3 separate regions of the Mus musculus genome follow, and all the other regions are linked to region 1. The links are chromatin loops, found by intact Hi-C in ENCODE. Cell type or tissue: left cerebral cortex. All regions are shown on one strand. Each heading gives the region's core, and the rest is flanking DNA. Links, peaks and the distances in the headings are about the cores only. Region 1 overlaps Etv5 (ets variant 5). Region 2 has its middle 81 kb from the start of Tra2b. Region 3 has its middle 62 kb from the start of Tra2b.

Region 1 (10,498 bases), core at 2,741-7,740:
AGTGGAGACCTAGGGTGGCGGGGGTGGGTGGATGGCATGGAGAGCCTTGCAGAAAAAGGCTCTGGGCACAGCATCAGAAGTATCTATCAGGCCCTAGGGCAGAGCGTCGCCGCCCTGTGGTGTAAGCTTCTAGGTCTAGCTCATTCCACTGAGCCCATTTTATGCTATGCATGAAAGGCAAAACTTTCATTAAAATGCCATGGCTCCACAGGGAGCCATAGACATCCCCGCTAAGGCAAGAGCCTGGAACGCTGGGCCATCAGATCTGTGGCTTTGAGGCAGGTGATATACAGTCTTCCCGTCTATCATATATGTTAATGTGAACTTTTAGGCGGCAAGGAAATAATCTTAAAATCAGAATAAACAAAAAAGGCCCCCATGCTTGTGCCCTTTACTTAAGAATATCCAGGCCTCAGGAATGAGGCTTGAATTTTAATCATTCTTTGCACTTAAAGGTAAACGCAGATCTTCCTGGAACCAGTGAAGGCTTGTTTAATTTAAGCACTGTTACCTTCCACAAAGATTTTTGACCAATTTATAGGAACCCTGGAATATTTTGGAGAGGGGACCAGAGAAGGCCCATAAATTCCCAGCCTCACCCATACACCCCTGCACACACACACACACACACACACACACACAGATCTTTTAGAAGGAGGGAAAAAGGAAACCGGAAGCAGAAGCTAAAATTATCTTGGAGAAAAATCACAAGAAGTGTTAAACAAGTCCTTTGACGCCCCGCGTTTGTCACATTACCGAGGTACAAATATTCCCCTGGGCTGTAGCGATTTCACCGTGTTAATGACGTCATTTCCTGGCAACAATGGGCTGCAAACTGGTTTTCTGCTGGGCCTGGTTACTATGCAAATGCCTCCCTGGAGTTTAATGGATCCTTCTGTCTGTCTCTTTACAGTGCCTACGATAGGAAGCCTCCCTCTGGGTTCAAGCCATTAACCCCGCCCGCCACTCCTCTGTCACCCACCCATCAGAATTCCCTATTTCCCCCACCTCAGGCAACTCTGCCCACCTCAGGTCTCACCCCTGGAGCTGGCCCAGTTCAAGGGGTGGGTCCTGCCCCGACTCCTCACTCACTTCCAGAACCTGGATCACAGCAACAAACATTTGCGGTCCCCCGGCCACCACATCAGCCCCTGCAAATGCCAAAGATGATGCCTGAAAGCCAGTATCCATCAGAACAGAGGTGGGTACCACTCTGAACTAACTTACTCTCTCATGTCCTTTTCTCATCGGGAGAGAGAAGCAGTTAGTCATGTTGGCCAGGTACCTAGAAAGTTCCTACTCCACTAACGCCACTGACACATCAGTGAAGTGAGACTGCAGATGTACTGTGGGTATGGGCTAGTTATATAGCACCCTGTTCAGGAGGTTCTCAGAATGGTTTCTAGGATTGTAACCTCCTTAGGAAGCCTGGGTGGAGGGATGGCTTGCCCAGATGCACAGTCAACCCACCAATTTCTGGGCTCCTCATGAGATACAGCCTGTAAAACTGAGCTTTAGTTTACGCTGCTCCTAATCATGGTATTATTATTATTATTCTACTTGCATTCTGGGAAGAGTCTGAGTTATGGGAGCCATTATTATTCACATTTTAGCATAGTGAACTAAGAATGTTAGTAATAACATCTGCTTTTTTGAGGTAGAAACTTCCCGGTTTCCCTGTAGGTTGGTTTATATTTCTAACAGTTGAAACATCATGGTTATCTGGAGTCCTCCTTCATCAAAAGTAAAGGTAGAGAGGGATTCGGTTTTCTATGTTCATTGTGATAGTCTGGAAATGCGGCCAGGTGTGGACTTACTCATTGCGTGTCAGCTGTTCCTCATCTGTGTTGATAGTGAGATATGGTGACTGATCATGGTGTTAGTAGGATGGGAACCACCTCTCTGTAGGTGAGAGTGGGGGCCTGGAGAAGAGAAGGGCCAGATGGTTCTACCCAGGGTCTGTCTGGAGGTTATTTTGCTTGGTTATGGTCCTGTCCCCACTTTGTCTAACCTGCATGATATAGCTGGCTCATGGTCTTTTCCACGGTCAAGCCAAGAACCACAGAACAGCAATTGTGCTATATAGGGCCCCAGAGGTGATCACCATTTTGGGGGGTATCTGAGATTTGTAACGTGGCAGGGACATTGGTTCATGAGTTTCTCTTGCCACCGAGGGCGCATCTAAAAAAAACAAAAAAACAAAAAAAAATCAAACAGCTGCCACTAGGCTTTGGCAGTATCATATATATTCATAACCTTGTTCTTTTTCAAGAGAATTGATATTTTTATGGAAAAAAAAAACTACCAAGATTTTGGGTTCAAAAGTTGGTGGGCTTTTGCCATTTTCCTTTTACTAGTTTATTTTAAAGGGCGTCACTGATTTCCTGTAGGGGTTCTTGATGGGGGGTGGGAGGATGCTGTAGCGAATTTTCAGTTCAGGTATTTGAAATGCCTGGCAAATGTAGGCATAGGGAAGTTGCTTTGTTAAATCTGTTTGATTAGCACTTCTTTCCTCCCAGCCCTTGGTTCTTATCCTGAGCAGTGTGGCAGCTTATATGAATTGGTCGGGGGTTGAGGGAGAACTAACTATCTTGCTGGCCTCCTTGTCTTGCAACACTGTAACGCTGGCAGATAGAGGAGACCGGCTATCAGTTGTAGAACAGACAAGCCTCCTGGCTGCCTACCCTGGAGAAAGGAGATTCAGGTCCCCAGGAGTTATGACTGTCTGCCCTCAGGTCCAGAGGGAAAGCACATCGGTATCTTTTCCAGATGAGTCTTTTGTGAAGTGGCCTATCCGTCTTCAACTTCCTGTTTCTTTTCCCTTGGCCTGTAGTATGATGGTTCAAGACCTTTTGAGGTGACAGAAACTCTAGAAACCTGGGGTGAAAGGTGAGGTAGCGTGTGGGCTTCTAAAATGACAGACTAGGAGCAGAAATGGGGTACTTGGGGCTCCCCTAGAGCACTGTGCACGTGCACACACACACAAACACACACACATCGCAGGACGTGGAGGTAGAAACGCAGACTCCAGTGGGGAGGGATTGCTCCGTCTGAAGTACCTGCTGTGAAAGTTGGATTCTCAGATCCCCCTGTGAAAAGGCTAGGGATGGAGCTTCCTGCCTTTCTTCATCATGCTGAGGAGGCAGTGACCAGCAGATCCCTGGTGTTTGCTCGGCAGGCAGCCTAGCCTGCTTCATGAGGTCCAGGTCCAGTCTCAAAAACCAAAGTGGACAGAGCCTGAAGGACGACACCTGAAGTTGACCTTCTGTGTCCGCTCACACGGTGTCCGAGTGCATGCGTGTGTGTGTGTGTGTGTGCGTGTGTGTGTGTGCGCGTGTGCGTGTGCGCGCGTGCAAGCGCACGTGTTCGTAGGCCCTTAGTTCCACTGGAGTCTGCGTTGGTGGAGCTTGGGTGGGACTATCATTTGTCACTTAGATACACTGTGAGGAAGGCTCTTTACCTCACCTTGTTAATGCCCTTGTTAATGTAGGTTATTTTGTAGGATAAAGGGAATACCTGCTCTCCAGCCAAAGCAGAAGTTTGTTGTCCTTGTATTTTAATTTTACAGTGAGAGAGCAAAGCCTGAAATACCTTTTGATTGTCTCTGAATTGCAAATGTCCACGAGGATCCTTGAAAAGCTGAGTGCCCTTGGTCCTTGAACTTTGCTCCCCTCTGAAATGGCAATGTCTGTGGAGCTCAGCATTATTTCCTCTAAGCCCATGGGACAAGAGGTCTTTTGTTTTGTTCAGGGTAGGCCTGACCTGTTCAGAGTCTTCATCTTTTTCCTTAGACGGGATTAATCGCCTTCACTGTGTTTGTTGATAGTGGTGGCCATTTGCTGTGGCCCTGCTTTAAACAGCTAAAATAACCATAGTCAGAGTATATTCTTGGTGTTCCATGTAATCTGCCTATATAACTCTTAACAACTCAGTTTATTTTTGGAAGATAAATACTGCATTTGAAAGCAGTGATTTATATTGGTGGTTCCTCCCACGTGGTGTGGGAGGGGATCATGTATTTGGCGTGCTACAGCGTGTTCCATTTATACTCCATGAGAGCTCTGTTTTTCCTTTGGCCAGACCAATCTTGATGGTTATACGTGTTTTGTTTTTGTTTTTGTCCCTATAGTAGAAAACCAAAACAAAACTGCTTTTGGGTAGTACGCAAGAGCATCCATATTATGATGTTCAGTCACTGGTGGAACGAAATACCCAGGCATAGGTCAACCACATGATGAACTGCCAGCATGGCCATGTTAGTCAGGACTTGAGGAAAGGACCAACTAACTCACTGAGAGCTGTCTCCTGCCGTGTGGTCTGGGCCTCTAAAGCCTGGTTTGAGCTGTTTTCTGGAACTTCGATAGCACAGAAACTATGATATTTGATAGGTTACAAGACCGACTTCCTCTTGGAGTCCATCCCGGACAAACTGTCATATATTCACCATTGCCCTCCAGGTCTTGTGTTGTTACAGGAAAGGGTTGACTGAGTCACAGTCTAACTCAGCTTGGAAGACAGACTGTGTGCATCCTCATCGTGGGTCTGGCTAATAACGTGCTTTGTGTGGGTTCATTTTGGGGTCTAAAGCCAAATTTGCTTGGATTCTTAATGAAACTTTCTTTGACAGACTGGGTAACTTTCTCCTGATAGTTGACTCTGAAAGCTAGTTTCTAGCATTTCACTGTCTGTCTATCTGCCTGTCTGTCTGTATTTCCTCTGTCAAACTAATGGAGATCTCCTCTGCCCTTCATGAAAAGTTATCAGTGTTGAAAATTATCAGACAATGCTTTTACCTATTGAAAAGAAATGATCAAATTATTTTTCCTTTAATAATGTGTATTACGCTAATTTAAACGATATTGTCCATGTATTCTTCTGACATTGTTTGTTGCTTAGTATCTTATTTTTTGTTTATTTTTAATGTATGGGGTTTTGTGCTTGTGTGACACAGAATGTATATGGAGGTCAGAGGCCAACTTGAAAAAGTCAGTGGGCTCCTTCCACCCTGGGGGGGAGGGGTTGATTCAAATTGTCAGGCTTGGTGGGTGCTCTTTGCCCCCTGCGCCCTGCCCTGGCTCTATGGCCGGTCATCGGCATTGTTGAACTTACTTTCTCTGACTTACTTAGGACCTCTGCATCAAATTTGCAATTGAGAATGAGGTGGTTTTCCTTGGGTCCGCACTGAGGTTGTGTTCATCAGATGAGTAGAGGATGTCTTTATACTGGGACTGTTTAGCACACTGAAGCCTTGGCAGACACTGCGGAAGCCCTAGCAAGTAACGTCTACTCTCCAGAACCAGCTCTGTCTTAGCTTCGCTCCTTCTCGCCTGCATGGTTCTGTTTTCTGTAAATGTCCACCCATTTAGACAGCCAGCCACCTCAGTCCCAATTACTTACACAACCCTCCTGGAGATGTCTTGCCTGAGTTATGGTTTGTGACGTTTTTGTTATTTTAAGTGTTTGCTATCAGAGCTTTCAAGCTTTTTTTTTTTTTAACAATTTTTTCTTAGTTTCTAAAACCAGGATTTTTTTGGTACGTGGACTAACTAGTATAATTTGTACTTAGGTGTCATCAGTAGAGTCTTGAAAGGTGCTGGTTGTAGGAACGGTTTAGGGAGGCAGGAGAAATGGCTTTGTGGTTGCTGTTCTCCAGAGGACCAGAGTTCTCATCCCAGGACTCAAGACAGGCAGCTCATAATTGCTCCAGGGGCATCTGGTGCCCTCTTGCAGCCTACAGTGGCACCTACACACAAGTAAAAATACTAACTATGTATGTATGTGTGTATATATATTAAACTCTAGGCTTGTGACTCATATACAGACTGAAGAAGCCCTGAAGTTGAACCCCAATTCTGCTATTTAGGGGTGAGGAGTGCTAGACACCAGGTGGGTACTTCCCGTGTGTCACAGTTCCACAGGCCGCATCACCATGCCTAGCTGTATTTTACTTAGCATTTCTTTCCTTCACACTTTAAATTTTATTTTGGGGAGTTTGGGGGTGGGGTGCCTCTGTATGTCAGACGCCAACAGAGTTAGGCATCTCCTACCGGGTGGGTTCTGGAGAACAAATTCTGCTGGTCACACTCAGATGCCTGTGTGCACTGCTGGACCATTTCACTGACTGCAGTTTAACTTTGAAATATCAAGTGTGTTCTAGCTACCCAAGCCTCAGAACCTGAGCTTCTGTCCTTGGAAGCCATGAGAAAGGCTGAAGTAGGTCCTAAAATTTGTCCTCTGAGCTCTGCTCCTGCGATCCCACCCCATTGTAATATACCCACATAATAAAGAGTGATTTTTTAAAAACACAACTTAGAAACTTCAGTTGTGGGCTGGAGAGCCATGAAATTCCAGTTGCTTCATTTTTACAGGGTTTACAGTAAAGGCCTTCCTGTCCCTTTACTGTTGGTCTGACTTAGGCTTGTTTGTGAATGCTGTCCTTGCCTCCTGCTGAGGGCTGCAGCACCTTCCAGGCAGGCATGGCTGAGTCACTCAAGAATAAAACCCAACAATCTGTCTCTTGGCTCAGGGATCTTACTTTGATTAGTGCATATGGTAATCTCCTGACCCAGGGGGTCTTTACCATTGTGCAGCTTGGGACTTTGGCTGGGAGACTGAAAGTCCTTGTGTATTGAGAACTTGACTTGCTGTAACAGACCTTTGGGGCAGGTGTCCTGGTCTTCCGCATTCTGCCAAGGAGGAAAATGGAGGCTCCGAGCCATTATGTAAAAGTCACGCGGGAAGTCAGTAGTTAAGAAGGCCAGCTTTTGGCTTGGCTTGTTCTGATCTCAGAGCCAGGCTCTGGATTTGCCTCTGCTGTTTCTCTGGTTTGCTTCAGGTTCTCTCAACAGTGAGATTTAAGTGTGTGGTGTGGTTCTCGTTGAATCTGAGGGATCGTCTCGAAGGCCTCCTCTGAACTATCACTGTTTGACCTGCCAGGCATACACACCGCATGCCCTGCCTTGAATCTCTCCCTTCCCCCCCTTTTATTTCTGTTACCATTGTGTTTACGCTGTGTGTTGGCAGCTGAGGCCAGAAAGGAAATGCAGAAAAAGAATCTTAACAGTTTTCATAACGTAAACCAAATGTTGGTGGCGTGGGTGTGCTCTTGAGAGGAAAGGCGCTAGCTATATAAATCTGACAGATAAATAAATAATTTTTCCTTTAAATAAGCTGGCTCTTGGAAGCCTTGCTCCGTCGTCTGTCTCCCCTTGCTCGCCAAATGTGAGTTCGTTACTAATGAGCTGCACTGGGGTTGCGGGTGGGGTGGAGGAAGAGAGACTGGTCAACTTAAGCTGCTGCTCTTTTGGGAATGGTCCCAGCAGCATCTTGGTGATGGTTGTTTATCTGGACAACACATTCGTTGATACTTCGAAAAGATTGCTGAGAGGGGAACGGGGGTTCAGTAGAAGGCCTATGAGTAAAGTTCACAGGATGTATTTTGAGGACAAGGGCTGAATTACTTCATTAATCTCTGCAAATAGCAAGCAAAAAAAAATAGCGGGCTCTGAGCCATTCTTTTTCCCAGGTAGGTTGGTCTTGTGACCTGCCCGGGATCTCCTTTGCCACTCTCCAGTGCAGTGCAGAGCAATGCCAGTTAAAGATTCTGTCCTGGTCTTTGAGACGCATCCAGGCTTTGGCTTCATGAATCCTGGGGCTCACTGTGCAGTAGAGAGGACACTGGGGAGTTGGGGGCAAAGGGGGTGAGATGGGGAGGTTCTTTGCTGGCTAGGGCTCCTGTAGAAGTATCCTTTCCTAAAGAGGCCATCCCAGGCCGACATTCTGGAAGATGAGACGGCAAACACGAACCAGAAGCAGGAGACCATTGGTCGATCCAGTTGCCAAGGCTCTTGTTACAGTACTGAGTGGTACGGGTCACCTTTGAAGGTGCTAACATGATGGCACAGGGGTATGGGCAGCTGATAAGAATAAAGCCTCTGCGGTATCTTTGTGCTTTTCTGGAAGGTTCTCTTTCAGGTTGTGAGCCTGTGGCTGATGCCTGTATTCAGAATGTCAAGCCCAAGCCTAAGTTGCAAATGTATACTTGTCGAGAGACCCTTGAAAGTTGGTCACTTGAAATGGCAGCGACTTTAAACTCAGGTCTCTGCTGAAGTGAGAGGTCTGCACTAGCTAAGACATTCACTGTGGTGGAATGTGTTCAGAATGTTGGGCTGGCAAGTGGAATGCTTTTGTATCTTGGACAAAAGGACACCCATGTATAAAATTGCTCGGGGATCATGTTGTGTTTTTGATTTTTATGATCATGTTTTGTTTTGATTTTTTTTTTTAAAGATTTATTTATTTATTATATGTAAGTACACTGTAGCTGTCTTCAGACACTCCAGAAGAGGGAGTCAGATCTTGTTACGGATGGTTGTGAGCCACCATGTGGTTGCTGGGATTTGAACTCTGGACCTTCGGAAGAGCAGTCGGGTGCTCTAACCCACTGAGCCATCTCACCAGCCCTTGTTTTGATTTTTATGGTGTATCTTGCAGGAGGATAGTAAAACTTACCCAGGAGCAGTTCATGCTCCATGCTGATCTCGGGCAGTTTTATCTGTGCCCAGATCTCTGGCTTAAGTCTTGATGTTCTAGAAATCTGTTAGCACCTGATGACACAGATTGATTCAAATCTAAGTCCAACTACTTGGTTAAATCTATTAAAAAGAAGCGTGTCTTTTGTTTTTTTAATCTTAGCAATTCTGATGGGTGAGGTAGAATCTTACAGTAATGTAGTTTGCCTTTGTAGCTAAGGAGAGGACGCTTTGAAGCGCTCTTGGCTGCATGTAGTTCTTCTAGTCCACATTTAATGGGATCATTTGTTTTCTTGGTGTTTCGTTTAGTTTTTGCTCTTAGTATATTGTATATACTAATCCTCTGGCAGGTACCACCTAACAGGTGGCCTTTTCAGTCAACAATAGCTTCCTGCAGGGCAGAAACTTGAATTTCCTGGAGTCCCACTTTCATTGATGGCCTGATTTCCTGGATCATTCAGAGTCCTATTCAGAAAATCCTTACCTAAGCCTGAATCCAGACCTGTACTCCCTACTTTTTCTTCTAGAGTTTGGGGTCTGACATTGAGATCTCGGATCCATTTGATTTGGGTACAGGGTGAGAGGGAAGGGAAACGTTCTATATGGAGCTGTCTGGTTTGACCAGCGCTGTTTATTTCTTAAAGATGTTGTCTTTTCTTCTCTGTGTGTGTGTGTTTTGTTTTTGTTTTTTCTTTCGAGACAGGGTTTCTCGGTATAGCCCTGGCTGTCCTGGAACTAACTTTGTAGACCAGGCTGGCCTCACACTCAGAGATCCGCCTGCCTCTGCCTCCTGAGTGCTGGGATCAAAGGAGTGAGCCACCACGCCTGACTTTTTTTTTTTTTTTTTTTTTAATATTTGTCAAATTTCAGGTATTATAGGAACAGGGACTTAATCTAGGGTCCTCCATTCTATTCCATTGATAAATGTGTCTGTTTTTATTCTGTTAACATGCTGGTTTTTAGTTCTTACAGCTATGTCTAACTTGAAAGCAAACATTTTACGTTTACTAGTGCATATGTTAGTATTTCTTCACTCATTTTCCTGTTTGTCTTAGTCATTGTTCTATATGTGAAGAGATACCATAACCAAGGAAACTCTTACGAAGCAAAGCATTTAATTGGAGCTTGCTTTTCGTTTCAGAGGTCCATTGTCCTTGTGGCAGGGAGCGTGGTGGCAAGCACGCAGTGCTGGAGAAGTAGCTGAGAGCTACATCCTGACCCATAGGCCTGGAGAGCCTGGGTTTAGCCTGGGCTTGTGAAACCTCAGAGCCCACCTCCCCAATGACATACTTCCTCCAACAAGGCTTTTGCTTTTCTTTGTTTGCTTGTTTGTCTGTTTTTGTTTTTCCAGACAGGGTTTCTCTGTCCTAGAACTCACTCTGTAGACCAGGCTGGCCTTATAGAGGCCACCTGTTTCTGGCTCCCCAGTGCTGGGATTAAAGGCATCCACCACCCAGACCCAGCTGAGGCCACACCTCTTAATCCTTTTAATCTTCCAAACAGAGCCATTGCCACTCCCTGGTGACTAAGCATTCAAATCTGGGATTCTGTGAGGGCCATTCTTATTCAAACTGCCACACTAAAATGCTGACCTTCAGTTACTCTTTAAAGGCTTAGATATACTCACCTTCAATGCTAGCACTTAAAAGGAGGATCTGCTGTCATCCTGAGCCTCACTCAAGTAAAAATAAAAGGCAGGTCAGTGGCTGCCGCATCTTCATTTTTGCTGGATTCTGCTTCCGGCATTTTCTGGTTATTACAGATTCTGGTTTCCCTCCACTTTGCTTCTGCCCTCGTATATCTTGATGGTTTCTACTCTTAGTAAGGTAATTTATAAACGGCTTCTCCCACCCCTGAAATTGTACATATGTTCTCATATACATTTGCTTCATAATGTGAAGTCTTTCATCCATAACATTTATGTTAGAATGCAGTGTAAAATGGAACCTAGCCTTCCCTACACATTT
Region 2 (10,498 bases), core at 2,216-7,215, 60 kb after region 1:
AAGGAAACTTATTCCAAGTCATGATTACTAGATTGAATATAAAATAGTTATTTATTTTAACAGAGAAAGTGAATGACAAAAACTTACAAAGTTTTTAAGCTGGCCAGACTCCAGTAGCCTAATACACCTCTCCAATAACTGTTTTAAATCTTCAATTATTCTGAGAAAAAATAATGTCTTTCTAAACAGTTATATCTGTAGCATAAAAATCCTTATGATGGGTGTGTGCCATCTTGCAGTGGCAGTGAGCTAGGAGGTGGGAGTGGCAACCTTTCCAGAACACGGGAACTCCACCGGCAGTGTCCCCACTCACCAACACCAATACAGCGAAGGCAGTGGCATTCAGGAGCAGTGCACTGTAGCCCACAGGAAAACCACCCAAGGACCATACTTACAGAACTGGCTCAGGAGGGATGATGGGTGAGAAGGAACAGGGGCAGGAGAGGAGGAGAGCCAGGTATAGTTCCACATGCTGGCTGGCGATTCCATGCGGTACTTGGGAGGCTGAGGAAGGAAGATCTCTGTGGGAAGCCGAAAACGCCATTACAAGATGGCGCTGGCTACCACTGGCCACCACCCATGAATTTGGGTAAACAACCAATGTGCGCATGTGCATAAGAGTTTTTTGCCGAGTCACTGCCTGGCCCGACACATATTAATGAGGTACTGGTAGCATAACCAATCAGGTATGGACACGTCACTCCTAGACCTATATAAGCAGCACCATTTCTTGACTCAGGGTCTTTTCGCCTCTGTAATTGAGCTCTCCCAATAAACGTGTGCAGAAGGATCCTATTGTGGCGTCCATTCTTGCTGGCGAGTCGGGCGCTCACAGATCTCAAGGTCAAGGCCAACCTGGACTAACAGGGTCAAACTTTGTCACAAAGATGGGGAGACAAGAGAAAGGTGGGGGAGCAAGAAGAGCCTATGGACACATGATTGTAGGCTTCTGGAAAAGAAGACAAGGAGACTACAGACTGTGTCTCTAACAACAAGTACAGACTTCGGTTAGTGTATCTGTGCTGACTCATCAGTTTTGACATGTGTTTGTCACTGACATGCCCTCTGTAATAGGAGCAAACTAAGGACAGGATATGTGGAAAGTCCCTTAACCGCCTTCATAATTTGTCTATAAATTTAAAAATTTCCAAAAATAAAGTCTGCTGGGAGAATAGGGATGGCTAAAAGGTTCACTGAATCCGTAATTTTATATATGTAGGCATTCCCTTTTTTTTGCTGGTGCTTTTGAAGTCTGGGCTGGCTGACACTCACGATGTAACCCAGGTTAGCTCAGAACTCACAGCAATCCTACTTCAGCCTCCCAAATTCAGAGATTACTATTGAAATTATTTTTTTAAGGTCTATTTTTTTTTTTTTTTTTTTTTTTTTTTTGGTTTTTCGAGACAGGGTTTCTCTTTATAGCCCTGGCTGTCCTGGAACTCACTTTGTAGACCAGGCTGGCCTGGAACTCAGAAATCTGCCTGCCTCTGCTGCCTCCCGAGTGCTGGGATTAAAGGCATGTGCCACCATGCCCAGCGACAGGTAGCTTTCTTTTTTTTTTTTTTTTTTTAAAGATTTATTTATTTATTATATGTAAGTACACTGTAGCTGTCTTCAGATACTCCAGAAGAGGGCGTCAGATCTTGTTACAGATGGTTGTGAGCCACCATGTGGTTGCTGGGATTTGAACTCCGGACCTTCGGAAGAGAAGTCGGGTGCTCTTACCCACTGAGCCATCTCACCAGCCCAAGGTCTATTTTCATCTAGGCGTGTTTCTGCTTGCCTGTATATCTGAGTACCACATGCACACCTGGTGCTTACGGGCCAGAAGACGGGGCTGGGTTGCTAAGCTTGTGAGCAGTCATTTGCGAATCAAACCCAGGTCCCCTGGAAGAGCAGCCAGTGCTCTTAACCAGTAAGCCATCTCTCCAGCCCTCCGAAATCATTCCTGAATTGCAAACTTTAACTTGTGGGCCAGGCACGGGGGCAAATACCTTTCATCCCAGCAGTCAGGAGGCAGAGGCAGGGAGAGCTCTGTGATTTCAAGGCCTGCCTGGTTCCCAAATAGAGTTCCAAGGCAGTCCAGTGCTACACTGGAAAGAGCGCACCCCTTTCTCAAAAATCGAAGAGCAGGCAAGCAAACAAATCCCAACCTCGCTTGGTGATTAGTATTTGTTGAATTTTTCCCTGACTTTTTAGGGCTGCTGTAGCTTATGAGAAGAAACATCCCTTCCTCGCTGATGGAGCTCGCTCAGCCTTGTGTCAGCATCAGTGGCTCCTGCCCCTAGAACAACAAAAAAGTGTTATCTGGGCACATAGTTTTGGAGATTCTGATCCATTCTCAGGCAGCCCCATTGCATGTAGGCCCCTGGAGGGGTGCCTGCCACAGTGACAGGAAGCCTGTGGCATGGCAATCTGCTAACCTCTTCTGGTGAGGAGAAAGAGAAAGAGGAAATGACAGACCCCCCCCCCCCCCCTGTAAGCACATTCCTCCCTGGCTAAAGAAAGATCGCCCCAACACCAGACCCTGACTTCTTACAGGCAGCAGAGCTTCCCAGAAACACCACCGGGGGACCTTGCGATTAATAAATGCATCTATATTTGATCCAGAGTATAGCACACATCTTACTTGGAATTAATTTAAAATCATATTAACAGAGTTGAGTGGTGAGGTTGCACACCTTTGATCCCAGCACTCAGGAGGCAGAGGTAGGCATATCTCTGAGTTTGAGGCCAGCCTGGTCTACAGAGCCAGTTCTAGGACAGCCAAGGCTACACAGAGAAAACCTGTCTTGAAAAAGAAGTAAATAAAAATTACAAAACAAAACAAACAAACAAAAACCCTCATAATAATATATATTAACAGATAAACAGGAGCTGATCCAGTAGAACTAGAGATGGGGCCTAGAGCTCTAAAATTGATCATATCTTTCTCCTACCTTCCATGACTTGCAAAGGCCTCTCTAGAGCTCTGATGAGCAAATCTGCTCACTCATCCAAGAAATATCTGTACTGCTGGGGGAAGCGTTAATACTCCTGCCTTCTGTCTGAAGTGATCTGGAAGCCTGTGGCTGAGAGCTGTAGTTCTCAATCCTGGTTAGGACTTTTGAATCCCCAGGAAAGCTCTTCTTAAAAAAGCGTTGATATTTTCTGGGTCAATTAAATCAGACTTGCTAGCTGGATTTGGTAGTGCAGTGCCTGCAATCCCCGCACCAAGACTGAGGCAAGTTCAAGGCCAGCCTGGCATACACAGTGTTAGCCTGTCTCAAAGCAACCAGAACTTCCAAGGATTTCAGCTCTCCCCCGAGAGATTCTAAAGTAAAATGTAGACAAGACTGGGAAACCCAGCTCTAAACCGGGTGCCCCATGGTCTCTGACATCATGGAACTGGAGAAGAAAAGGTCCCAGGAAGCCTGGGAAAGCAGCGGTGGCAGTCCCTAAACTGCCGAGGAGCGAGGAGGGGCGGGCTGGGAGGAGTGGGGGCGACAGGAGAGTGCTGAGAGCAGCGGTGCGCAGCAACCCACACACTGGCTCGTTTTAGAACAAATCGGCTCTTCTCAGACATATGTACTGGAGAAGCCGCCTCCTGGAAATTTCCAGAAACAGCGAGGGACAACTAGCAGAAAAGTATTCAGCTTATATTGTTTCTCTTAATGCTGAGGATCTCAAGATTGTGGGGTGCTTAAGGGTCACCAATCATTGCTCTTACCCCTCCTCCTTCTCTCCCTTCCCTTTTCTCTCTTCCCCTTTCCCCCCTGCCCCCCCTACACCCCCACAAGGCCAGGAACTGTGAGCGAGTTCTAGTGGAACATTTGCACACACCATGCAGATATTTGACCTACTGTTTGCACACCTCAAATAAAATTCAGCATAAGGAAACATGGCTGAGAGGTAGATAAAGGAAAAGCAGAAAATGCAAAAGCCAAGCCCGGAGCAACTCCCCTTTCCCTCAGACCTCCCAGGGAAGGCATTGCTCTCCTCACCAATGAGGAGCCTGTGTTCTAAGAGTTGAATGTCTTTTCAGGGCCAGTTAGCTCTCACGGGACAGGGCAAGAACTTACTCCATCTTCACAATGATTTTGTTCCTGTTTTCAAATGAGAAACTGAGGCAGAAAGAAGGCTGTAGGAGATCATCAATCAGACATTCTGCCATCTACGTGGAGAAAGAGTCAGGACTCTCTCCTCAGAATCACAGCTGTCTGTGTGGCTGGGAGGCGCCATCTGCCCCACCCACAGCAGGGAGGGCTCTAGAGAGCTCTCTGTATTATCTTTGCAGCTTTTCTATAAATGTAAAGTTATTCCAGAATGAAAAGGTTATTTTAAAATGGTACATAATGGTCTCCCGCACCACACACACACACACACACACACACACACACACACTCACACACACACACACACACACACACCCCATAACATTACAAAAGGCTGGAATAGGAGGCTCACTGTGGTGGTTTGAATAGGCTTGGCCCAGGGAGGTATGACCTTGTTGGAGTAGGTGTGGCCTTGTTGGAGAAAAATTGTATGGAGTATCTCTATCAGGGTGATCTTTGAGAACTTCCTCCTAGCTTCCTGGAAGTCAGTCTCTCCTCAGTGCCTTTGGATCAAGATGTAGAACCCTCAGCTCCTCCAGCACCATGCCTGCCTGGACACTGCCATGCTTTCTGCCATGGTGATAATGGATTGAACTTCTGGACCTGTGTGCCAGCCCCGACTATATGTTCTTGGTCATGGTGTCTCTTTACAGCAATGGAAACCTTAACTAAGACACTCACCTTGACTTCCAGATCAGCCTTGGCAGCAGTGAATTCCAGGCTAGCCTGAACCACATAGCCAGATCCTGTCTCAAAAACATACAAACAAGTAAACAAGATACACAACATTATACTTCTCAAGACTTTTCTTGTACAAGTAAGCAATTTTAATAAATTAATAAAAAGTAATATTAATTTATTGGGGGCTGGAGGGATGGCTCAGCAATTAAGAACATGTACTGCTCTTGCAAAGACGCAGCCCAGTGTCCACATCTGGGAGATTACAATCCTGTAATTCCAGCTCCAAGGAATCTAATGCCCTCTCCTGGCCTCCTCAGGCATCTGCACACACCAGACCACACTTACACATAACACACACACACACACATACCCAAGAATAAAGAGTAAAAATACAATATTGTTTGGTTTCGGGTCCTGGGACAAAGGACAGAGATGCATACTTTACATATCAAAGCAGACCGGACCTCCAGGTTTTCCCAGCATCTTAGTTAGGGTTTTACTGCTGTGAAAAGACACCAGAACCAAAGCAACTCTTATAAGGGCAACATTTAATTGGGGCTGGCTTTCAGGTTCAGAGGTTCAGTCCAGTATCATCAAGGTGGGTGCATGGTAGTGTCTCTGAAGTCATGGCTCTGGAGGAGCTGAGAGTTCTACATCTTCATCTGAAGGCTACTAGGAGAATATTGGCTCCCAAGCAGCTAGGACAAGGGTATTAAAGCCCACACCCACAGTGACACACCTACTCCAACAAGGCCACACCCAAATAGGGCCACTCCCTGGGCCAAGCATATATAAACCATCACACCCAGAATCCCTCAGTCCCTATCTGTCATACCCTGTCCCTAGCCTGAGCTTTCCAACCTGAACTTTTCCACCTGACTCTGCCTCCCAAGTGCTGGGATTAAATCAGTGTGCCACTATCACTGGCCTGGGATCATTTCTTAATTAAATCTTTTGAAATGGGAAGACCTTCCTTTAATCTGGATCTTTTGGGGTGGGAAGATCCAACTTTAATCTGGGTCACACTTTCTGGTGGCAGCCTATATAAAGGACATGGAAGAAGGAAGCTTGTTTCTGCCTGCTTGCTGTTGTGTTCAATGACAAGTCATTCCCTCGTTGTCATTAGAGTGTACTTTGAGATTCCACTATATACTGAAGACCAGGAAAGACATCCAGCCCTGTGTGTAGTAGAACCCAAACAGCCACTGCTCAAATCGACCCAGGTAGTGGCAGCATTCCTCATTACTCGCTCTAATGTTCTGAGTTCCTGAATAAAAGACATGCATGCAGCCTTATATTTTAATATGCCTTAAACAGCTCAATGGCCGGGCCACTTCCTAACCTCTACATGGTTGATGTACTTTTTGTTAATCTCAATTTATCACTCACTAAAACCTATATTTTATACTGGCTGCCCCGGGCCCAGACCTGTAGCCCTTCTGGGCCAGGATCCTTGACTCTTACATGACTTCTATGTTCTTTCTTCTGCACCTCTCAGGCCTGGTGTCTTCTTCCTCCCCAGCTAACTCCTTCCTTCTCCCCCATCCCTTGTCCAGGGATCCTAAAAGTCCTGCCTTTGTCTCCCTGCCCAGCCATTGGCTGCCAGTAACTTTATTTACCAATCAAAACCAACTGGGGGGCAGGGACTTTCAGTATTTTATGTGTGGATTCTCATGCAATTCAGGGGACTCAATTAACATAATACAAGCATTAGATCAAATCCACAACATTTCACCCTTTTGTCCATTAAGGAGGCCTTTTCTCTCAGATATACATTGAACATAGTTATAGCAGTTATGTAAACTATAAGGTATGATATACACCAATGATGTCCAGTCCATCAATTTTGCCAATTTAGGTATATTATTCTAACATTGATCCTAACTTTAAAAGTTTACAATTCTAGACCTGAATTATGTTTTGATTTTAACCCGTATTACAATCTGAAATCTATCCTTTCAGATCTAGATCATCTTCCTTAATGCAAAACAACTTAAGTTTGATTGTGAGACTATAACTAGTCTTCAACCCCATCAGAGATCCAAGAATGAATTAAATATAACCTGAATATATAGGAAACATAAAAACATAGTTTTTAAAACTTAAACAATTTTTAGAGAAAACTGACTGCCTGGACAGTCCCCATATTCCTGAAATGTTGGATCATCTGTTCAGCCTTCTGGCCCAGAATCATCTAGCAGACCTTAAGTAAAGCAGGAACTGTGAAGGACTATCTTATTGTGTCTTGGCAGAGCTAAGATGTCGACTATCCTGCATTGTGTCTTTTCCTGGACAGTATTTTTTTTTTTAATTGCAGGTGAATTAGGGCAGTTCTTGCCCAGAGGCTATCTTGCCACAATTGGAGCAACTCTATATGAGGTTATGACGCTCAATATCTTCTTTGAACTGTCAAGGGGATACTGTCAGGAACAGATATGTCTCCTAGTCAAAAGATCTATTAATAGTGATTTTGTGGACTGAACAACTACTATATTCTTAAACAACAATGGACTCTCCACAGGTAGACTTTTATTGTTGGACTATCAGGACCACAGCCTTAAAGCCACTTTAATAAATCCCCTTTATGTATCTAGATAGGTATTTATTTATATTTATCTGTCCTTCAGTTTATTCCTCTGGAAAACCCTGACTAATGCAGATTTTGGTAATTGGCGTGGGGTTGGAATAAAATAAGTATAGGATGAGTTTACTTTTTCTTTATTTTTAGGTATTTGGAGTAGGTTTGACAATCTGCTGACACCTACAATTATTAAAGCCTCTCCTTCAAGCTTGGAGAGTAGTGAAAGCCCATGGCATGAGATATTTCACAAATTTATCAAGACAATGCATTTGATTATCATGATTCACCAGTTATGAGAGGAAAGGAGTTTTATGATTCTGTATATCAAATTTTTGACAGTTTGTAGAAAAATAAGGAAAATGATGCTGCTGGTTGGTTGCTCCTAGCATCTCTGGATAAACTGACAAAGGAAAAGAAGGAGCTCCATAATAGAATTAAACAACTTCTTGTATCTCACAATATGGTGAAGGACAGTAATGACTTCAGTGATAACATTGGCCAGCTCCAGATGCACACAAACATTCTAAAGCCTTCTGAGTGTGCCCTGGAAGAGAGTCTCCTCTCCAGCAGTCACAGAGCTCAAGTTGCAGAAAATCAAACACAAGTCCTCATTATAAGGTTGGTTGAATTGTAGCTAAAATTCAAGTCCCAGCCTCAGGATGTCAGTGGCTAAAGTAAGGCTATTAATTGGGCGTCCTGTAACTTAGGATGGAGGTGTGTGGGAGGACTCTAATAAGGCTGAGAGCTTTGAACCCTCTCAAATGCCAGGCAAGACAATAGCGATGTCCCTCAGGGTCCAACAATAGTTGCCTCTAGACCTATAAGGCTAAGTAGGCTCTTAGAGCACAGGTAGAAAGTGTGGTCCATGAGGAGGCACACCACACCACTATCAAGCTTAATGAGTTTGCTGATTCATTTGAGCAGAAGTCTGGGGAATGTGTGTGGGAATGGATCTTCAGGGTATGAGATAACAGTGGGAGAAACATAAAGCTGGACCAGGCTAAGTTGATTAACATAGACCCACTCAGTGGAGGTTCTAGGTTTAACATGGAAGCTTGCACAGTTAGAGACAGACAGATGATAGATAGATAGGTAGGTAGGTAGATAGATAGATAGATAGATAGATAGATAGATAGATAGATAGATAGATAGATATGAAAAGTTTGTTTGAATGGCTAGCTAAAGCATTTATCTAAAGATGGCCTATTGAAACGGAGATGCCTGGTATCCTTTGTCTTAGTGTTGATGAAGAGATTTTGAGGCTCAGGGAAATTGCAATGTTAGAGTGGGTATGTTTTGTAAAACCTAATCCTCCACAATGGGAAGACCCTGACGTCATGCCCTTCACCAATCCTGTAAGACACAAAATGGTAAGAGGGTCACCAGCACACTTGAAGAGTTTTGTTCTTGCCCCTTTCCTTGTGCTAGACCTTTTAGGGTTGGTGATGTTACTGCTCAGTTGCATGAATTAAATGGAATGAGTTTAGTTGGACCCCAAAGTAGCAGGTGGTCAGGTGACAGCATTGAATCGACAGAGACAAGGTGATTGTAGTTATAATAATGGGAAGCATAGACAAAGCAATGTCCGTAATGCTCTGACCTGTAATGGTCAGCACAGGGAAAATGATGTTTATGGTGGTATGACTTTAGTACCAGCTGATATGGTGTTTCTAGGCATGAAATAGATAAGAAGCCTACTGCATTCTTGTTTGATATGTGTAAGAAAAGTTCTCAGATGAATGAAATAAAAGCTATATTGGATTCCTAGGGGGCTTGAGCCAGTTTTCCGATTCAGAGCTCCTTGAATTAAGGGAATTCCAGGTCCTCTTGAAGAAGGACTTTGATAAGTACCTAAGAGTTTTGCTGATAGCCTTCCTCCAGTCCTTCCCCCAGAGGGTCCTGCAGCCTTTTACAAGGGTGACTGTACAATGGGGGAAAGGAAACAGTTAGATATTCTGGGTCTAATGGATACTGGTTCAGAATTGACACTGATTCCGGGAGACCCCCAAGAAGCATTGTAGCCCTCCAGCTAATATGGGGTTGCAGATTATTCAGGTCATGTGATTAATGGAGTTTTGGCTGAAATCCAACTCACAGTAGGTAGGTCCAGTAGGTCCGCAAACTCATCCTGTGGTCATTTCCCAGTCCCAAGATGAATAATTGGAGTAGATATACTCAGAAGAGTCAGAAGCAGGCCAGTGGTGGCATACACCTTTAACACCAGCATCAACGAGGCAGAGACAAGGGGATCCCTTAGTTCAAACCCAGCCAGGTCTATACAGTGAGTGCTAGGACAGCCAAGGCTACACAAAGAAAATCTGTCTCAAAAACAAAACCAAAAAACCAAAAACCCAAACAAACAAAGGCAGAATTCCCTCATTCCCCTGCCCTCAGAACACATTCACCTCACCTCAAGGTCTTTTAAGCTATTTCAATATCCACTGCAAGTTCATGTAAATATCAACTCAGAAAGTTTTCCACTTTATCCTCTAAATCAGGATGGCTGAGATTTAGGATATATCCCGGACAAAATCTTTCTCCATCTGGGGATCTGTGAAACCAGGAAATAAATGATCTGCTTTTGAAACACAATGAGCAAGCAGTATTAGGTAGACATTCCTATTTCAAAAGGCAAAACTACGAAGGAAAAATGTAGTTATTGGTCCCAAAACAGACAAATATGCAACCTTGGCCCCACTAGTTATTTACTTATTTTTTTGTTTTATTTCTTTATTTTGAGATAGGGCCATGTTATGCTGTCTAGGGTGCTCTTGAACTGCTGGCCTCAAAGGATCTTCCTACCTCAGTTCCAAAATTTAAATATATTATATATACAGAAATCCACCTGGTGGCACTCACCTTTAATCCCAGCTCTCAGAAGGCAGAGGCAGGTGGATCTCTGAATTCAAGGCCAGCCTGGTCTACAAAAAGAGTTGTAGGCAAACTAAAGCTACACAGTGAGACCCTGCCAACAAAAGAAAGAAAGAAAGGAGTGGGGGGCCCAAGGGAAAAAAGAAATATCTCTATTTACAAATACGTGGTTGTGATTGATTTTATAATAATGAAATATTGAAAATTGGGGCGGGCTATTGCTCATTTGGGAGGGTGCTTGTCGAGTTCACAATACTCTGGGTTTGATCCC
Region 3 (10,498 bases), core at 2,985-7,984, 80 kb after region 1:
TTTGCCTGCCTTTGTAAGCATAGACAATAAACTAGCTAGGTGGGATCCCACCCTGAGATTACCATTCCAACTACACCTGAACCTAAATTCACTCTGCCGCAGGCTGACCTTGAACTCAGGAATCTGCCTGGTTTTGTATCTTTCTGAAAAGCTGGTTCAAAGTGCAGTTGTCTCTGGTTTGTTTGTGTTTTTGTTTTTGTTTTTGTTTTGTTTTGTTTTTTTAGGTTCATGAAGCCCCTTATATAATTTATATTGCATCTTTATATTTTACATAGTTAAGAAATTGTGGGAGCCGGGCATGGTGGTGCACGCCTTTAATCCCAGCACTTGGGAGGCAGAGGCAGGCAGATTTCTGAGTTTGAGGCCAGCTTGGTCTACAAAGTGATTTCCAGGACAGCCAGAGCTACACAGAGAAACCCTGTCTCGAAAAACCAAAAAAAGAAAGAAAGAAAGAGAGAGAGAGAGAAATAAATAAATAAATAAATAAATAAATAAATAAATTATGGGCTGGAGATGGCTCAACAGTGAAGAGCACTGACTGCTTTTCTGAAGGTCCTGAGTTCAAATCCCAGTAACCACATGGGGCTCACAACCATCTGTAATGAGATCTGATGCCCTCTTCTGGGGTGTCTGAAGACAGCTACAGTGTACTTACATATAATAAATAAATAAATCTTATTTTTTAAAAAGAAATTATATATTTTTGAACTCATGTTTTCAGAGTTCTTTCCTACAGCCTTTAGGGCTATCTTGAAGGTCACAGTGCTTACCATTTGATAAGGACACAGTCACACTTCACCTCCCTGACTTGTGCTGCCTCTGCTTATCATGGGTCATTAACCTTGGTAAAGAGGACATTTCTCCGGAGGAGAAACATAAAGTAAAATATACAAACAAACCTTATAGCTAGCAACTGCCAACACTCTTGGAGGCCATGCCCTGCTGGCTCTATTCCAGAGGCAGGAACCATGTCGTATTGTCCCTTCCACATGGCCAGGCAGGACTTGGCATACAAATACTGCTCATAATGAAGGATGCTTGTGCTAGCATGATAAGTCTATGTGTACATATATGTCTACTGCTATATCAATTGTATAAATGATTTCTAAAAGAAAAAGGCTAGAAGGCAATGATATTAGTTATGAGGTAAGAAAATAAATCCACAGATAACTTCAAAGTTTTCCTGGATAAATTTTCCATTCTAAGTGTTTAAAAAGTTTATTTAATAACTGGGCACGGTGACATATATTTTGATTCCAGCACTCAGGAGGCAGAAGCAGGCAGATATCTGTGAGTTTGAGGCCATCCTGGTCTACCTAGAAAATTCCAGGCCAACCAGAACTACAAAAACCAAAACAAAGCAAAGTAGAAAATTGTATCTTTGTTAGTTACAAACAAGTATGTTAGTGGGGTGTGATGGTGCACACCTTTAATTTCAGCACTCAGAAGGCGGAGGCAGAGGCAGGAGGATCTCTCAGTTCAAGGCCAGCCTGGTCTATACAGAGAAACCTTGTTATGAAAAACAAAAGCAAAACAAATATGTTCATATACTCATGGACCATAAATGGGATGGAAAGTAAGTAAAAGAAACAATTTACCTGCTTAAAGAATTATCAAAATTCTCCACTGGAAATAAAATATTATTTATGAATGTATGTTTACTTCAATCCATTTCCTTAATTTTTCAAATCTTCACAAAGGCATGTTCATTTCTTAGGGCTTTCCTTGTCCCTGACCAAACACTATAGCTGCTTCTTTGTGCTACCATAGCACTTGGCTTTAGATCCTGACTAGTGGGTATATCACTGGTGGTGGCTGCTGGAGTGCACCTGACAGTGTGGGACTCAGGAGCTCTCGTGTAGATTCTGAGAATTTGAATGTCTAACAACTTCCCTAATGATGCAAATACTGCTGTTCTGGGGAACCTTGAGTTCTGTTTCTTTTTTGGTTGTTTTTTAGGGAAGTTAGTCTTTGAGAATTTCATATATGCATATGTAATGTGTTTTGATCAAATCCCTCACCCATTCCTTCCCTTCGGATCCCTCCCCTATTTCTCCTACTACTTTCCCTTACAACTTCAAGTGGGGTTTTTGTTTTTCTTTTGTTTTGTTATTTTTAACATACTGAGGCAATCAAGGGTGGCCTATATGTATATGGTATGGAACCAACTGGTGAAGCATGGCCTACATCCCTAAGGAAAATGGACTCTCCCAGAAGCTATCAATTGTTAAGTTTCTCAGCTAGAGTGGGACTTCATGAGCCCTTCCCTGATCCATGCTGGATTCTAGCTGATTTGTGCAGATTTTCTGTGCACAGTTACAGATGAACAGTTCATGTGTACAAGGGCCCTGTTATGTCCATTAAATACTGTTATTCTATAGGCCTCTATTCTCTTTGGTTCTTAAAATCATTACTCTTCCTCTTCCACAGTGGTCTCTGAGCCTTAGAGGGAAAGGCATTGTGATATAAATATCCCACAGTTTATTCCTCTATATTAATTGCCATCTCCTGGAAAAGAAAAAACCTCACTAATCAGAATGACAAAATGTATTAATCTATGGTATAAAGATAAGAACATATTGTCTTAGTCAAGGTCTCTATTCCTGCACAAACATCATGACCAAGAAGCAAGTTGGGGAGGAAAGGGTTTATTCGGCTTACACTTCCATGCTGCTGTTCATCACCAAAGGAAGTCAGGACTGGAACTCAAGCAGGTCAGAAAGCAGGAGCTGATGCAGAGGCCATGGAGGGATGTTCTTACTAGCTTGCCTCCCCTGGCTTGCTCAGCCTGCTCTCTTATAGAACCCAAGACTGCCAGTCTAGAGATGGTCCCACCCACAAGAGGCCTTTCCCCCTTGATCACTAATTGAGAAAATGCCTTACAGCTGGATCTCATGGAGGCATTTCCTCAACTGAAGCTCCTTTCTCTGTGATAACTCCAGCTGTGTCAAGTTGACACAAAACTAGCCAGTACACATATATAATTTATTACTGTATCTATTTAATAGAATAAAAGTGTTAGGTTCTCCCATGATGCCTATGATCTAGCTAGCCATGTGGTTTGGGACCAATTAAGGGTACTAGGCATCAGTTTTGTCTTGTGGGAAGGACTTAAATCTAATAAGAGAAAGGTTGGTTATTCCCACAACACGGTGTCACTATTGCACCAGTGAATGTATATTGGTAAGCTTGTTGCTATTGTAATTCACAGGGCTCACAGATGGATTTTTATTTGATAACCTATAGTGTTTACAGGGAGGCACTGCCCCCCCATTATAGGGGACTCCTCTATGTAGCCCCATCTAAACCCATTTTATATATGTCTATATATGTGTATGTATATGCATTTATTTAAGGAAACTACTGCAGTAGTGTGTTCCCATATCACTCTTTCAAAGGTCTTGAGTGCTGGGAACCTTAATATCATGAATGGAAGCCTTAATATCATACATGGAAGCTTCTAGCACTATGAAAGATATCTAGTAGTGATAAAGCCTCTAGTGAGCTTGATTTCTCCCTGTCCTGTGACTTATATATGTGGTGTCTCTAGCAACATAGTCTTACTATCAAATTCTGGATGGTAATAAGCAAGAGCAATATCATATAATATTTGGGAGAGAGGGGTGGCTATTGAACTAGTGATCACCAACTCAAGAAGAGGTAACATATTTGCCACTAGGATTTTTATTTGATAACCTATGGTATCTTCAGAGAGGCATTGTCCCCCATTATTGGGGGCTCCTACATTTAGCCCCACTTGCATCCATTTTATTTTTGTATACATATATGTGTATTATATGTATTTAATTAAGGAAGCTTCTGCAGTAGTGGGTCTTCATATGACTTTTTCAAAGGCCTTTGTTAGAGATTGGTTCTAATGCTTTGATTCAATCGGGAATCTGTGTGTCCATATGCTAAAGGTCCTTGTCCCCAATTGGTTTTTGATCATTCAATAAATATATCAGAGACCAATGGTTGGGTAAAGGGAGACAGGGCAGGATGCTTAAGAGTTTGAGGACTGGGACACAGAGGGGAGGAGAAGGAGAAATCACCCATGAAGCAGTAGGATACAGATGGTTGTAGAGGCTGCAGGAGAGAAAGCCAACCAGCCTTGTGAGATTTCGATAACTGGCCACTGGTCACTTCTCCAATCAGGGCTAAGGTAGCAAGCAGAAGATTAGAAGTGCCCAACCATTGAGCTACACTGCATATTAAAAGTAAGCTAATGTGTGTGTGTGTCTTTCATTCGAGGATCCAAAGATTCCCTGGGCAGGTGACTAGAAGTGCAACCTTCTGGAAGCATAGAACAGAGTACCTAAAAACTCACACAAGTCTTGAGTGCTGGGTCTTTCTCCCTCCTCCTCCTCCTCCTCCTCCTCCTCCTCCTCCTCCTCCTCCTCCTCCTCCTCCTCCTCCTCCTCCTCCTCTTCCTCTTCCTCTTCTTCCTCCTCCTCCTCCTCCTCTTTCTTTCCTTCCTTCTCCTCCTCCTCCCTGCAACCCCATGGCCATCCACACTTCTGTTCTTCCTCTTTCCTTTTTCATTCTACCTTCATTCTTTCCCCATCCCCTTGAAATTCCCCTATGGCCCCTTAGTACTTCCTTGTCATCTATGGATACTCCAATTTAACACACACATCCAGAGTGTTGCAAAACTAGCACCTGGGCTAGAGAGAAGGTTCAGCAGTTATAAGTACAGACTCCTCTTCTAAAAGATCAGGGTTTAGGCTGGAGAGATGGCTCAGTGGTTAAGAGCACTGACTGCTCTTCCAAAGGTCCTGAGTTCAATTCCCAGCACCTACATGGTGGCTCACAACTATCTGTAATGGGATCTGATGACCTCTTCTGGTGTGTCTGGAAACAGCTACAGTGTACTCATATAAATAAAATAAATCTTAAAACAAATAACATGTTTTCTAAAAAGAAAAAAAAAAAAAAAGACCAGGGTTCAAGTCCCAGCACTCACATGGCAGCTAGCAATATCTGTAACTCCAGTTCTAGGGGATCTGACACCTTCTTCTGGACTTTGAGGGCACTGTATGTATGTGATACACAGATAAAATACCCATACACATAAAACGAAAATAAATAAAAACCTTGAAAAACAAAAACTGGTGTCCATATACAAAAGAGAACATACGGTGTGGTCATTTTGGGTCTAGGTTACTTCACTTAAAATGATCACTCCAACTCCATCCATTTGTCTACAAATTTCAAAATTTTATTTTCTTTACAGCTAAGTAAGATTTAATTGTGTATATGGGCTTTATTTTTATTATCCATTCATCCACTCATGGACATCTAGGCTGATTTTGTTCCCTAGCTATTGTGAATATAGAATTAATGAACACGAATGAAGAAATATCTCTGTAAGTAGGATATAGAATCCTTTGGGAACATGCCCAGAACTGACATATATGATAGTGAATCATATGGTAGACTATTTATAGCTTTCTGAGGAAACTCTACACTGATTTCCATAGTGGCTGCACCAGCTTGCACTCCCCCTAACAGTGATTAAGTGTTCCCCTTTCCCCATATGCGTGCCAGCATTTCTTGGCAGTTGTTATCATTTTTAAACTTAACCATTCTGACTGGGTTAAGGTGAAGTCTCAAAGTAGATTTAATTTGCATTTTCCTGATGACTAAAGATGCTGAACATTTAAAAAATGTTTCTCAGCCATTTGTATTTCTTTCCTTTTTTTTTTTTCTTTTTGAGAACTCTCTGTTAAGTTCCATGACCCAATTTTAAATTGGATAATTTGTTTTCTTGGTGTTTAGTTTTTCAAGTTCTTTGTATATTCTAAATATCAAACCTCTGACAGATATATCTGATAAAGATTTTCCCCACTCTCTATGCTACTTTAACATTCAAATGATGGTGTCCTTTGCTGTAAAGAAGTGTTTTCATTTAATGAAGTTTCTTTTTGCTGTCACTATTAATGCCTGCCTTACTGGACTCCTGCTCTGAAAGTCCTTTCCCACCCCTGCAAGCTGAACTGATTCCATACATTCTTCTCTGTCAGACTTGGGGTTTCAGGTCTCATGCTGAGGTCTTTGATTCATGTGGAATTGAGTTTGTGCAGGGTGAGAGGTAGGGATCTAGTTTCATTGTTCGACATGTAGCTATACAGTTTGGTCAGCCTCTTGTTGAGGTCTTTATCTAGTTTTTTTGTTTTGTTTTGTTTTGTTTCTTTATCAGAAATCAAGTGACTGTAGAAGCATAGTATACTATAACTCAGATTTATGTACGTCTGGGTTCTCGATTCTATTCCATTGGTCAACGTGTCTGTTGGTTGCAGTATCCTGCTGGCATTGTTACTAAATTGAAATAAGGCATAGTGATACCACCAGTCATTCTTTTATTGGTCATGATTGCTTTGTCTATTTTCTTAGTTAGGGTTTCCATGACTGGGAAGAGACACTATGACCAAGGCACCTCTTACAAAGGACAACATTTAATTGGCTCTGGCTTAGAGGTTCAGAGGTTCAGTTCATTATTATCATGACAGGAAGCATGGCAGCACGCAGGCAGGCACGGTGCTGGAGGAGCTGAGAGTTCTACATCTTCATCCAAAGGAAGCCAGGAGCAAACTGTTTCCAGACAGCAAGGAGGAAGGTATCAAAGCCCACCCCCACAATGGCTTGCTTCCTCCAACAGGGCCACACCTACTCCAACACCTCCTAATAGTGCCACCACTGGGCCAAGCATATTCAGACCAACACATCTATCCTTCTTCTTTTGCATTTTTCATCTAAAACTTAAGTTCAGTGTTTTGTTTGTTTTTCAACTTCTGTGAAGAATTGTGTTAGAATTTTGAGGGAGGTTGCACTGAATGTATAAATTGCTTTTGGTGTGATAGCCAGTTTCAAAGTATTCATCAGATGGATCCAAGGGTATAGAAGTTCTCTCCATATTCTGATATCTTCTTTGATTTCTGTCTTTGGTTTCTTAAAGGTTTCACTTCCTTAGCTAAATTTACCTCCTCCGCCCTTTTTTTGAGGCAATCTCACCATTGTTTCCCTGATTTCTTTCTGATTGGTTTATATTTTGTTGTTGTTGATGATGATGTTGTTGTTGTTGTTGCTGCTGCTGCTGCTGCTGTTGAGATAAAGACAGTGCATCGATTTTTGTGAGCTGATTTTATATCCTGATACTTTGTGAAACGTACTTATCAGCTGTAGAAGATTTCTAGTGAGGTCTTTAGATCCTTTATGTATAGAACGGCATCATCCGCAAAGATGGGCACTTAGACTACTTCAGGTTCTCCTTTTGTATTTGCTCTTCTCCTCCCCCGCCCCTTTTTTCCCTCTCTTCATTGTTTTAACTAAGTAAGACTTCATGTGCTACATTGAACAGGAATGGAGAGAGTAGACATCCCTATCTTGTCCCTGATTTTAGTAGAAATGCTTTGACTTTTTCTGCATTTAGCATGATGTTGCTGTGAGCGTGCTTTATAATGCTTTTATTATATTAAAGTATGTGCCCTGTATCCATAAAATCTCTAAGACTTTTATCATAAAGGGATATTAGATTTTGTCACAGGCTGTAGTCTCTCCTCCCCCAGCCTGAAACCTGCTTGCTCAGAGGTGGAGCTTCCCCTCAATCTTTCTGCCACGCCTACTGCTGGAACCTGCCGCTTTGCTGTTCTGAAGCCATCACGTGATCACCCTGCTACTGGATTCCAAGATTATTTGGCGGGAATTGGGCCCCTCCCCCTTCCTTTATAACTGAGTGCCAAAATAGTAAAAATTAAACCTTGAGCAGAGAGCTTTGTCTTGGTTCCTTCCTTATCTCGCACAGCCCAGCCCCTCTTCTCTTCCAGGTTTCTAAAATGCCTTTCCAGGCTAGAACCCAGGTTGTGATCTACTGGCCAGACACAACAACAGGCCTTTCCTATAGCTAATTAAATGATTATGTGGTTTCTGTCTTTAAATCATGTGATAGGTTATATTTATTGATTTGTGTTGAACCATTTCTGAAATGGTTCTTCATAGTAGCGGCTGATCTTTTTTATGTTATGTTATGTTATGTTATGTTATGTTATTTATTTATTTATCTAAGTACACTGTAGCTGTCTTCAGACATACCAGAAGAGGGCGTCAGGTCTCATTACAGATGGTTGTGAGCCACCATGTGGTTCCTGGGATTTGAACTCTGGACCTTCAGAAGAGCAGTCAGTGCTCTTAACCGCTGAGCCATCTCTCCAGCCCCTTGATGTTTTCTTGAATTCAGTTTTCAAATCTTTTATTTAAAGTTTTTGCCTCTTTGTTCATCTGAGAGATTTGCCTTTACCAATCTTCTTCTTCTTCTTCTTGTTGAGTTTTATCTGGTTTTGGTATCATAATAACACTGAATTTATAAAAATAATTTAGAAGTACTCTTCTCTTTTTATTTTAGATACTAACTTAAGGAATATTGATGTTAGTTCCTTGAAAGTCTGATGAGATTTTGTGCTAAGTCCATCAGACCCTGAGCTTTTTTCTTTTTCCACTTCTCTTATTCCATTGGTTGTTAAGCGTGTATTTGAACTTTGATAGATCATATGTATCTAGAAATCCATTGATTTCTTTTAGATTCTTTAGCTTAGTAGGAAGAGGATTTTGTTTTGTTTTGTTGAGGTTATACTTACATTATTTCTTTCTTCTGTTTCCTCCCTCCAAGGCCTTCCATATACACCTCTCTTACTGTAAAGGTTTGAATATGCTTGTTCCAGGGAGTGGCACTATTAAGAGATATGGCCTTGTTGGAGTAAGTATGGCCTTGTTGGAGGAATTGTATCACTGTTGGGGGTAGGCTTTGAGACCCTCTTCCTAGCTTTCTAGAAGCCAGTTGTCTCCTGTTTGTCTTCAGAATAAAATATAGAACTCTTAGCTCCTTTAGTGCCATGCCTGCCTGGGTGTTGTCATCCTTCCCAGTGTGATGATAATGGATTGAACCTCTGAAGCTGTAAGCTAGCCCCAATTAAATGTTGTCCTTATAAGAGTTGCCTTAGTCATGGTATCTCTTCACAGCAATGAAAATTCTAAGACGCTTACTTTCTTTCAAATTCATGACCTTTTTCTTATTGCTTTTACATGCATATGTGTATATGTATATTGAGGTCTTGTCAGCCTTCTCCCATCCACTTTGGCATATCTGTTGTCTGACATCCCGCCCCCACCCCCCAGCATAGCTGTAGCCATTTTGTTCCATGCCTGCTAGTCATTAACACAGAAAAATAACTTGTCTCAGAGCAAGGTTATGTTGATCACATATCAATTTCTGTATGAAGTTTGTTAATCTTAAGAAATTCCATCAAGTTAAAGGTCAATATGAACTCTTATGGCTTGAGTCAGAACTGACCACCAGACAGAATTTCCTGCACTTGTGTATGAGCTCAATATGGGTTTTGTGGCTAACACTGAAGATTACTACAAATAAGCCAAAAATTATGATTATAATACTCATGCTCTGCTATCTCAATATTCAGAAATTACCGTGTTCACCATCCACCCACCATTCCGGTTACCTTACTCAGGACCAATCAGCTTAAAGGTTATTTGATAATGCTTTATTTAATTAGCCAAAATGTAATATTGCTCCCCTGTTTGCCTTTTAAACTTTTGAACCTGGGTTTTCCAATGATAAGCCTGCTCTGAGAAATGTCTGATGTCACAGTTTCAACCCCCGATCTGATCTATGTACTTTGCCTGACCAGTGCTAGGATGTGACTTCAACAAACCATCCCTGCCTGACTACAATTGATGTTTGTATAGTTTGTAGAGCAACTCCTAGGCCACAACAATGTCTGTTGGTGCCTTCCTTGTTCAGCTCTTGTTTAGGCAGTCATGTTTATGAATGTAGCTTCTGACATCAGTAGGAGACATTCTCACAGCAAACACCTTGATCTTTTGGCTCTTAGAATCTTTCCACTCCCTCTTCCACAATGTTCCCTGAGCCTTAGGTTGGGGAATGTGTTGTAGACATATCCACTGGGACTGGACTCCACAACTCTGCATTTTGACTGGTTGCACTTTTTCTATAATGGTCTCCATCTGTTGCAAAGAGAAGTTACCCTGATGAGAGGTGAAGACTACACTTATGTGTGGATATGAGGATAACAATTTAGAATGTTGTTAGGGATTGTGCTGTCTTAATAAAGTGGTAGCTGTAGGCTCTCCTCTAAGATCAATGACTTCTCTAGGTTCCCAGTACCAGGCATGGTTTCCCTCTTCTTGAATGGCTCTTAAGACCAATTAGAGAGTTGTTGGTTATTACCAAGGTATGTGTGCCACTACTGCACACCTAGGGTATTGTGCCAGGCTGGTCGCTGTTATGGCTCATAAGTACTACATCTGGGTATGGCTGTAGTTTTCTTCCTTCTTCTGGAAGCTTGCATGGCACCTTCTGTTACCACAAAAACTAGTCCTTAGGGAGGTGGTGGTCAAATCAGGTCCAGTTCAGGGGTCTCTGGGCTCTGTTTCTGAAGTTCATGATATCTTCAGCAATAATGACTTC

What was found. A loop is a pair of places that touch in the nucleus more often than their neighbours do. Peaks named below come from ENCODE experiments on the same cell type or tissue, not always from the same donor. Only the 100,000 strongest peaks of a DNase experiment are listed, where the experiment ranks them.
Region 2: it touches region 1 in a loop (5-fold over the local background); 3 of 42 quality-filtered maps call a loop at or near these places.
Region 3: it touches region 1 in a loop (2.8-fold over the local background); 3 of 42 quality-filtered maps call a loop at or near these places.

What each region holds. Positions count from the first base shown.
Region 1 is chr16:22,402,336-22,412,833 of GRCm38, reverse strand. It overlaps Etv5 (ets variant 5), which reads left to right. Exons shown (of 13, transcript NM_023794.2): 7 at 914-1,201. Among named protein-coding and RNA genes, the nearest start is that of Etv5, 32 kb to the left of the region's middle. In left cerebral cortex, for the core only: a CTCF peak has its summit at 5,712; DNase peaks (open chromatin) are centred at 5,345, 5,893, 6,755, 7,040 and 1 more place; H3K27ac peaks cover 2,643 bases.
Region 2 is chr16:22,341,920-22,352,417 of GRCm38, reverse strand. No RefSeq gene overlaps it. Among named protein-coding and RNA genes, the nearest start is that of Tra2b, 81 kb to the right of the region's middle. In left cerebral cortex, for the core only: a CTCF peak has its summit at 5,082 (motif pointing left); DNase peaks (open chromatin) are centred at 2,459, 3,526 and 4,215; H3K27ac peaks cover 2,610 bases.
Region 3 is chr16:22,322,561-22,333,058 of GRCm38, reverse strand. No RefSeq gene overlaps it. Among named protein-coding and RNA genes, the nearest start is that of Tra2b, 62 kb to the right of the region's middle. In left cerebral cortex, for the core only: no CTCF peak of the experiment used is centred there; a DNase peak (open chromatin) is centred at 5,495; H3K27ac peaks cover 895 bases.